2 separate regions of the Homo sapiens genome follow, and region 2 is linked to region 1. Evidence: read pairs that join two places in POLR2A ChIA-PET (ENCODE). Cell type or tissue: PC-3. All regions are shown on one strand. Each heading gives the region's core, and the rest is flanking DNA. Links, peaks and the distances in the headings are about the cores only.

Region 1 (5,738 bases), core at 935-4,934:
AAAGGAAAGTAAAAGTACCACTTTGGAGAACATAGGAATGATAAAACAAAACAGCCTTGTTGCTGACCTGGAGAAAGTTTTAATGGTCTGGGTAGGAGATCAAGCAAGCTACAACATTCCCTTAAACCAGACGCAGTGCCTCATGCCTTAATCCCAGCACTGTGGGAGGCTGAGACAGGAGGATTACTTGAGCCTAAGACTTCGAGACCAGCCTGAGCAATATAGCAAGACCCCATTTCTTTAAAAAAAAATGTTTTAATTAGCTGGGTATGATGGTGTGCACCTGTAGTCCTAGCTACTTGGGAGGCTGAGACGGGGATCACTTGAGCCTGGGAGTTCCAGATTACAATGAGCTATCTGCGCCACTGCACTCTAGCCTGGGTGATAGAGTGAGACCCTGTCTCTAAAATGAAGCAAAAACCAGTTTTTAAAAAGCATTCCCTTAAGCCAAAGCCTAGGCCAGAGCAGTGCCCTAGCTCTCTTCAATTCTGTGAAGCCTAAGGGAGGCAAGGAAACTGCAGAAGAAACATTTGAAGCTAGCAGAGGTTGGTTCATGAGGTTTACCAAAAGAAGCTGTGTCCATAACATGAAACTGCAAGGTGAAGTAGCAAGTACTGACGTAGAAGCTACAGCAAGTTATCCAGAAGATCTAGCTAAGATCTTTGATAAAGGTGGCTACATTAAACAACAGATCTTCAGTGTAGACAAAACAGCCATCTGTTGGAATAAGATGCCATCTAGGACTTCCATAGTTAGGAAAAGTCAGTGCTTGGCTTCCAAGCTTCAAAGGACAGGCTGACTCCCTTGTTAGCGGCTAATAATGCTGGTGGCTTTTTTGGTGGAAGCCAGTGCTCATTTACCACTCCTAGAATCCTAAGGCCCTTAAGAATTATGTCAAGTCTACTCTGCCTGTGCTCTATAAATGGAACAGCAAAGCATGGATGATAGCACATCCGTTTCCAGTATGATTTATTGAATATTTTAAGCTCTTGTTGAGAACTACTACTTGGAATGAAAGAGTCATTTCAAACTTTCACTGTTCATGGATAGCACATCTAGCCATCTTAGAGTATTTATGGAGACATACAAGGAGATTAATGCTGTTTCCTTGCCTGCTAATGCAGTATCCATTCTGTAGCCCATGGACCAAGGAGTAATTTTGGCTTTTAAGTCTTATTATTTAAGGAATATATTTCATAAGGCTACAGCTGCTATGAAATGCAGCTATACATAGTGAATCTGCTATACATAGTTCAAACTTTCACTGTTCACGGACAGTGCATCTAGCCATCCTAGAATTCTGATGGAGACATACAAGGAGATTAATGCTGTTTCCTTGCCTGCTAATGCAATATCCATTCTGTAGCTGTGGACCAAGGAATAATTTTGACTTTTAAGTCTTATTATTTAAGAAATACATTTCATAAGGCTAGAGCTGCTATGAAATGCAGCTATACATAGTGGATCTGCTATACACAGTGATTCCTCTGATGGATCTGAGCAAAGTGAATCTAAAACCTTCTGGAAAGGGGCCAGGTGCGGTGGCTCACACCTGTAATCCCAGCACTTTGGGAGGCCAAGGCAGGCAGATCACAAGGTCAAGAGATCGAGACCATCCTAGCCAACATGGTGAAACCCCGTATCTACTAAAAAAATAATAATTAGCTGGGCATGGTGGCACCCGCCTGTAGTCCCAGCTACTCGGGAGGCTGAGGCAGGAGAATTGCTTGAACCTGCGAGGCGGAGGTTGCAGTGAGCCGAGATCGCGCTACTGCACTCCAGCCTGGCGACCGAGGAAGACTCCATGTCAAAAAAAAAAAAAAAACTTGGAACAGTCACTACAGCCTTCAGCAACCACCACCCTGATCAGTCAGCAGCCATCAACATGGGACAAGACCCTCCAGCAGCAAAGAGATTACTATTTGCTGGAAGCTCTGAAGATCATTAGCATTTTGTTAGCAATAATATATATATTTTGAGATGGAGTCTCGCTCTGTCACCCAGGCTGGAGTACAGTGGTACAATCTCGGCTGACTGCAACCTCCGCCTCCCAGGTTCAAGCGATTCTCCTGCCTCAGCCTCCCGAGTAGCTGGGATTACAGGCGTGTGCCACCATGCCTGGCTAATTTTTGTATTTTTAGTAGAGATGGAGTTTCCCCATGTTGGCCAGGCTAGTCTTGAACTCCTGACCTCAGGTGATCTGCCCGCCTCGGCCTCCCAAAGTACTGGGATTATAGGCATGAGTCACCATGCTCGGCTGCAATAAAGTATTTTCTAAATTAAAGTATACACATTTTTTAGACAAAATACTATTACACACTTAATAGATGACAGAACAGTCTAAACATAACTTTTATAACTACTTGCAAACCAAAAAATGTGTGTGACTCATCTTATTGCAATATTCACTTTATTGGGTTGGTCTGGAACCCAGCCTGCAATATCTCTGAAGTATGCCTGGATTTCTTTCCTATGATTATTTTCTAAGGAAATAAACACTGATATTTACAGAATTTTAGCTTTAAATCTAAAGGTGTATCTAAGTGGGAATAATCTAAATGTCTCCAAAAAGACATTAATTACTGTCCTTCCTTACACCTGAGTATTTTGCAAAAATAAAAGCTTATGTTGAGGAAGAATATTTAATCACTTGGAAGTATATTCAGTATATATTAGAAAGTAATGAAAACAGATTAAATACAGTATGTAAAATATAATCTCATGTTTATAAAAAAATTACATATGTGCCTAATAAAAAATGGGGAAAATGCAATTATAGGTACTTTTTATGTTCTTCCTTGGGATTTTGGATTTGCCAAATTGTCTGTAATGAGTTCATGTTACTTTTGTGATAAGAATAAAGTTATTTTAAAAAGTTAAATTGCTTATGATTAGTAATGTCCTGTTTGTTTGTTCTGCTTTAAGTAGGACCTTGCAGAACTGGCAAGTCAAAGGGAGTAGTGTAATGTGTAGCTTCTGGCTCAGTCCCAAGCCTAGTGAGAAGAAGATGAGGAGGAAGGGTACCCTGAGTCACCAGATTAAAAGTAGGCCCTGTGTACTTTCGCACGTATTCACAGGCTTGTGATGATGGAGCTGTGGCTGGATTTTGGGTCTGAGCATACTACTCTCGGTATTTGGAGACCTCCGTAAGAACCTATGATAATATCCATTGAAAATGGTACTGCTTTCATTTATGACTTTAATATATTTTTAATATTCAACCTGATTACACTTTTATCGTATAAACTGTTGTATTTGCTTCCTGGGTGGCTTTTTTTTCTGAGATGAGTCTTGTTCTGTTCCCCTGCTTGGACTTCATTGGTAAGATCTCGGCTCACTGCAGCCTCCGCCTCTTGGGTTCCAGCGATTCTCCTGCCTCAGCCTCCTGCGTAGCTGGGATTACAGGCATATGCTACCACGCCCAGCTAATTTTTGTGTTTTTAGTAGAAATGGGGGTTTCACCATGTTGGCCAGGCTGGTCTTGAACTCCTGACCTCAGGTGATCAACCCACCTAGGCCTCCCAAAGTGCTAGGATTACAGGCGTGAGCCACCTTGCCTGGACTGGGATAGCCTCTTGATTTCATTTGTCCCTTCTGAAAGTAAGTAATATCTCAGCTGAATTGATATGATGTCTGGGTTTTGCTTCAAAATAATCTGGGGGTGAGTGAAATATATATGAAACAAAATTGGCCATGAGTTGTTTTTCTTTGAAGCTGAGTGATGAGTATAGTCCTGTACCATATAATGATGTTTCAGTCAGTGACAGCCTGCATTTAGAATGGTGGTCCCATGAGGTTATAATGCAGCTGAAAAATTCCTATCACCTGGTGACATGATACTGTCATACTGCCATAACACAATGTATTACTCATGTGTTTGTGTTGATGCCTATGTAAACAAACCTATTGCACTGCCAGTTAAATACGAGTATAACACAATTATATATAGTATATGATACTTAATAACAAATGACTATGTCACTAGTTTATGTATTTACTATGCTATTTTTCTTTATTTTAAAGGGTACGCTTTCTACTTAAAAAATAAACTTAACCGTAAAACAACTTTAGGCAGGTCCTTCAGGGAGGTATTCCAAAAGAAGGCATTGTTACAGGATATGACACCTCTATGTGTGTTATTGCCTCTCAGCAACTTTCAGTGGGAGGCCCATGTGGTGGCTCATACCTGTAATCCCTGCCCTTTCGGAGGCCAAGGTGGGAGGATCCCTTGAGGCAGGAGTTCAAGACCAGCCTGGGCAAGGTAGCAAGACCCTGTCTCTACGAATCAATTTTTTAAAAAACTAGTCAGGCATGGTGACACATGCCTGTAGTCCTAGCTACTTGGAAGATTGAGGCAGGAGTATCACTTGATCCCAGGAGTTCCAGGTTGCAGTGAGCTTTAGTCACGCCACTGCACTCCAGTGTGTGTGACAGAGTGAGACCCTGTCAAAAAAAAAAAAAAAACTTAACAGTGGAACAAGATGTGGAGGTGTAAGACACTAATATTAATGACCTGACCCCGTGTAATCCTAGGCTTACGTAGTTGTGTCTTAGTTTTTAACAAAAATGTTTTAAAAGTTTTTAAAAATTAAATTTTTTAACAATAGGCCGGGCGTGGTAGCTCATGGCTGTAATCCCAGCATTTTGGGAGGCCAAGGTGGGCGGATCACTTGAGGCCAGGAGTTCGAGACCAGCCTGGCCAACATAGCGAAACCCTATCTCTACAAAAAATTTAAAAAATACAAAAATTAGCCGGGTGTGGTGGTGTGCACCTGTAATCCCAGCTACTCAGGAGGCTGAGGCACGAGAATCTCTTGAACCTGGGAGGTAGAGGTTGTAATGAGCTGGATCCCACCACTACACTACAGCCTAGGCGACAGAGTGAGACTGTGTCTGAGAAAAAATAAAAATAAAAATGGGCCACGCTTGGTGGCTCACGCCTGTAATCCCAGCACTTTGGGAGGCTGAGGCAGGTGGATCACGAGGTCAGGAGTTTGAGACCAGCCTGGCCAACATGGTGAAACCCTGTCTCTACTAAAAATACAAAAATTAGCCAGGCGTGGTGGTGGGCGCCTGTAATCCCAGCTACTTGGGAGGCTGAGGCAGGAGAATTGCTTGAACCCAGGAGGCGGAGGTTGTGGTGAGCCGAGATAGCGCCATTGCACTCCAGCCTGGGCAACACAGCGAGACTCCAACTCAAATAAATAATAAAATAAAAATGGATAAGAGCTTATAGAATAAGAATATAAAGAAAGAAAATAGTTTTTATACAGTTGCACAACATATTTGTGTTTTAAGCTGTTATTACAAGAGTTTAAAAGTTTAAAAAACTAAAGTTTATAAAGTAAAAAATTACAGTAAGCAAAGGTTAATTTATTATTGAAGAAAGAAAAATTTGTAAATAAATTTATTGCCTAAGTGTACAGTGTTTATAAAGTCTACAGTGGTGTATAGGAATGTTCTGGGCCTTCATATTCACTCACCACTCATCCAGTGACACCCAGAGCAACTTCCAGTCCTGCAAGCTCCATTCATAGTAAGTGCCTTGTATGGGTGTATCATTTTTTTTTAAATCTTTTATACCGTATTTTTACTGTAACTTTTCTGTGTTTAGATATGCAAATACTTATTGTGTTATAATTGCCTATAGTATTCAGTACAGTAACATGCTGTACAGGTATGTAACCTAGCAGCAATATGTTATATTGTCTAGGTATGTAGCAGACTACAACATCTAG
Region 2 (4,869 bases), core at 870-4,869, 150 kb after region 1:
CCCAAAGGATTATAAATCATGCTGCTATAAAGACACATGCACATGTATGTTTATTGCAGCACTATTCACAATAGCAAAGACTTGGAACCAACCCAAATGTCCACCAATGATAGACTGGAGTAAGAAAATGTGGCACATATACCCCATGGAATACTATGCAGCCATAGAAAAGGATGAGTTCATGTCCTTTGTAGGGACGTGGATGAAGCTGGAAACCATTCTCAGCAAACTATTGCAAGGACAAAAAACCAAACACCGCATGTTCTCACTCATAGGTGGGAAATGAACAATGAGAACACTTGGACACAGGATGGGGAACATCACACACCGGGGCCTGTCGTGGGGTACGGGGAGGAGGGAGGGATAGTATTAGGAGATGTACCTAATGTAAATGACGAGTTAATGGGTGCAGCACACCAACATGGCACATGTATACATATGTAACAAACCTACATTTTGTGCACATGTACCCTAGAACTTAAAGTATAATAATAAAAAAAAGTCAATTATATGTCAATTAAAAATAAAACTTAAAAAATATATTAGGCCTACTTGTGGCAGACAGGCACACACTTGTAAAAGGGACTAGAACAAAAGTTTAATGAAAGCTTATGAACCATTTTCATATTAACTTTTCTATAATACAGACCCCTCAAGTGTCACAAAATTTCCATACCACCAAGGCAAGCCAGGAAGACTAGTTCTCCATATCCTTTCCTGATTAGGAAGGCCAGATATCTTGATGTCTAGCACACATTTTTATTGCTTTGACTGCCCAAGGGCTAGCATAAATAGTGCATCATCATTACTACTGAAAACATCCAGAGGCCAGGCACCGTGGCTCACACCTGTAATCCCAGCCCTTTGGGAGGCTGAGATGGGTGGATCACCTGAGGTCAGGAGTTCGAGATCAGCCTGGCCAACATTGTGAAACCCTGTCTCTACTAAAAGTACAAAAATTAGCCAGGAGTGGTGGCAGGTGCCTGTAATCCCAGCTACTCGAGGGGCTGAGGCAGGAGAATCAGTTGAACCTGGAGGCGGAGGTTGCAGTGAGCTGAGATAGTGCCATTGCACTCCAGCCTGGGTGACAAGAGCAAAACTCTGTCTCAAAAACAAACAAACAAAAGCATCTAGAGTCAAACACATATTCTTAGAAATAGCCATTATAATCCTTTAAGAGTATCTGATTCAAATAAGTGATAGTCTTTTAAAATGGAATTTCATGACTAAAATCTCACCGGATGACACATTAAAAGGTCTATACTTCCTTGAATGATAAGTTTTGTCATGCTTGTTTAAAACCACAGATCTATGGTCCTAACCATTGCTAGCCCTTAATCCTCAACTTGGCTTAGTTCTAGTTTCCTCGCTTTATTTTCAAAACTTGAAGACTGCAATACATCTATCTTCCTACACACTGGATTGCATACCCGTTTACAGATCTGGGAAAAGTACTTTCTTAGAGGTAAGTCCCTTTGTTTCCCTATAGTTCTATTGGGTTCCACTCCTTCTCTCCCACCCTCTCTCCCTTAGATCTTCAATGTAGATGACAGGATTTTGACTCTTCTTGGTATGGTCCTAAAGGAAGCTGCCGAATGAGAGAGAATGAAAATTTTCAATACATTCTTTTTTAAAATAAAATCTTTTGATACTTTTTTCATTGTGCAGGATTCAAAAGCATGCTGTATAAAAACATGCTGTATAAGCAATGAAAAAAGAACTAGGAACAAGGCTGCAAATATTCCAAGTAACTTTCTCCACTGGGATGTTAAACTGAACATTTTATTAAACACAAAATAAACAAGAAAATGGACATGCTGGTGTACCAAGTAACAAAATAAATAAGAATATTTTATTAAATTAATGCAGGTACAAAAAGTGACAATCAAATGCAGAATTAGGTATCATCTCTGCCTATGCCATTTACGATGAAACATGAGACAAAAGGGATAAAGTGCCTTACAAATCCAACACCACAAGGAGGAGTTAGGACTTAGGAATAGACTGAGTAGACTATGTGCCTTGCTCAGCCACAATTCTTGCCTGTAATTCACACAAAGAACACTGTCACACCAATTACTGTACAAATGCACATGTACAAACAGATAACACAAGGAGCTCTGTTGGAGACACTGTTTCTTCAGCCTTGACATGTGGCAAAGCCAAGGTACTCCTTGTCATTGACACCAGAATATGGCCAAGAGGGAAAGGAAACTCTGGGATCTCCCAGGGCATCTGAATCTCGAAACCTCCAGGAAGCCTCTTAGGAGGGCTGTGTAGTGATGACAGCTGGTGGCATTCAAGGGTTCAAGCACAACGAATGAGGCTTTTCTGGCACAGGGTAGCTAGCAGTCAAGGTACACTGCCGGAATTTCCAGAAAGAAAATGTGATTTTGCAAGTACAGCATCAAAGTGAAGTTTATACTTGACAGAAAGCAGAAAACAAAAGTTCCAGACATGATTCTGTCATACAGAGTTAATAATAAGATTGCTTTTTAGGACTAGATTGACTCAGTGCACCCTGGAGAGCCCATGGGTCTCCTTTTGAGCAAACATAAACAAATCCAAACTCTGTCCTAGAGCAAATACTTAACAAATGGTGGTTGTCTAAATGTATATGTAGGACATATTTAACATATACTGGATCATATGAAAGATAATGAAAAGCTATGGGAAAGATAACTTAGAAACAAAGAAGGCATGGATCCTCAGCCCTGGGAACTTCAAATTCATTCCATCTGCTATATAAGAAACACTAAAATAAATAAAAATAGCAAAGTACACAGCAGACATACAATGTGTTACTATTTAGGAAAAAAATTTTAAAAATACGTGCTTTTAACATACATTTCCAAATGTAGACTATCTTTAGAAGAACATATGAATGAAAGGCAGTAGCAGTTGCTTCTGGAAAGGAAACTTGAATGGCTTGGAGGATGAAGTGGAGATTTTCCAACCATCTCCCATGGGATCTTTTGAATTTTGAATCATGGAAAGGTATGAATTTAAAATTTAGTGGCATTTAAATAGAAAAGACAGAACTGTTAAACAATACCAGACACTATATAAACAAGCATTAGATTATATGGCAAAGGCAAATCAGGAATAAATATAATGCTAGAAAAGGAATTCCAGTGTTATTTTTCAGGGTTATTTTAAGTACCGACCTCTCTTTGTAAATGAAAATTACTCTGATTATTAAGATGTTTAAGTATATCCAACCGTCCCAGACCACATTGGCCTATTTCCTCCTCTTGGCAACACTGCTCGGGTTTTCCCCTCGCATCATCCTTATGCTATGACACTGGACTAAATTGTAATAATACATTTTCTTGTTAATCTCCTCATTATACTATGAGCTCCTTGAGGACAGGTACTTTGTCTTGCTCACATCTGTAGATTCAATGCCTGGCACAGCGATTGATATTGCAAGGGCACTTAATAAATGGTTTTTGAATAAAAGAATTGCTTAAAGTAAAATATAGCTGTAAATTGTATTATAAAAGGACAGTGGGTGGCAGTCTGAGGTCTGCTATTTACTGGTTTGGGCAAGTTACTTAATCTGTTTGCTTCCTCAGCTGTACGATGGGTAAAATAATAGTGGTTATCACAACAGGGTGGTTACAGCGATGAAATGAGATTATGTGTGTAGGCTACCACATAATTGTAAAGCTGATATTTAAATGGAACAGATACTGCACAGACACTTGAGGTCTGAGAATAAGATTAGGTCAACCAGAGTATTAATGGGTTAAATAAAGGTGACATCCTATGCAACCAACGGTTTGATCTTTATGCTTCCAATGTATACTTGTAGTTATAGAGGAGACCAAGCACCTTACAAATACTCCATGTTTTACTAGATGTGAGCAAATCATTAAGCAGCAAGTTTAGTTTGGCGACAAAATTGTAACATCTACTACAATATATCTTCAAAAGAAATCATTCACAACCACACTCACATGACAAGAAGACCTCACAGACTCAAAATAAATAGGAAAAACTCATACATAAATACTGTCCCGTTCCAACACTGAGACTCTCAGTCATGCAGAAAACAAATTGAGGCATTGAGTGGAGGCAAAGGGCACTTCTGCAGGAACTGACCCTCAAATTAGGGATTCTCAACCCGTCTTCCTAGGATGAGCAATGGATGATTTGCTTGGAGGCTCCTTGTTCAGAAGTATCCTTTCTCCCTGTCACAGGCGTCGATGAGCCCCTCAGGCATTTGAAAGTATCAAGGTCTCCCTCCAGGCTCCCTGTTTGACTCCATCTTTCTTCATTCTCCTCCTCTGCTTTCGCCAGGTTCCATTTTCAGTGCTTGGGCCTTTTAAGTCCCACATTGCCTGCATCCCACGGGCCCATTCCTTCCTCTTGTCACGCTCAGCCCCGATGAACCCCTAAACCACAGGTTGAGAATCCCTGCTTGAAGATCAGAAGTTCCAATGCTGGATTACGTCTCCTCCAAATGTGTATCTGGAGAGTGATAATAGTATATTAATTTCATGGGAAGTGGTCTGGGGAAAAAGTAACAAGAAATCTAATAAAAAACATAACTCATAGTTGCTGATATGATAAATGATAAATTTGAAATGAGAGAAAGCAGCAGGTTATATTTGTACCCAATTATCCTTACATGATATCCTGGAAAACCCCTCAGTCCTGAGCAAATTGGGATGGCTTGTCCCCCAGCATGACCCAAACAACATTTGCTACTTAGCTTTACAACACAGATGATGCTATGGGCCACAGAATGAAACTTGCCTGAGCTTGTCCAGGTTAATTAGACTGCTTTAAACTTGGGCTCATTGTTAAGTTTGGTTTCTAACTACATTAAAAAAATTAGAAACCTTAATATAACTTTCTTCT

The links. ChIA-PET counts read pairs that join two places held together with the same protein. Peaks named below come from ENCODE experiments on the same cell type or tissue, not always from the same donor. Only the 100,000 strongest peaks of a DNase experiment are listed, where the experiment ranks them.
Region 2: POLR2A ChIA-PET joins it to region 1 with 5 read pairs; 14 of 35 experiments call an interaction of 5 or more read pairs at or near these places.

Annotation. Positions count from the first base shown.
Region 1 is chr9:5,618,811-5,624,548 of GRCh38, reverse strand. The region is part of intron 1 of INCR1 (interferon stimulated noncoding RNA 1); the gene reads left to right. Among named protein-coding and RNA genes, the nearest start is that of RIC1, 7.4 kb to the left of the region's middle. In PC-3, for the core only: no CTCF peak of the experiment used is centred there; DNase peaks (open chromatin) are centred at 2,388 and 2,988; H3K27ac peaks cover 2,751 bases.
Region 2 is chr9:5,467,447-5,472,315 of GRCh38, reverse strand. CD274 (CD274 molecule) reads right to left here. Exons shown (of 7, transcript NM_014143.4): 7 at 1,762-4,476. The coding sequence ends at 4,454. All of the region lies in intron 2 of INCR1 (interferon stimulated noncoding RNA 1), which reads left to right. Among named protein-coding and RNA genes, the nearest start is that of CD274, 19 kb to the right of the region's middle. In PC-3, for the core only: no CTCF peak of the experiment used is centred there; no DNase peak of the experiment used is centred there.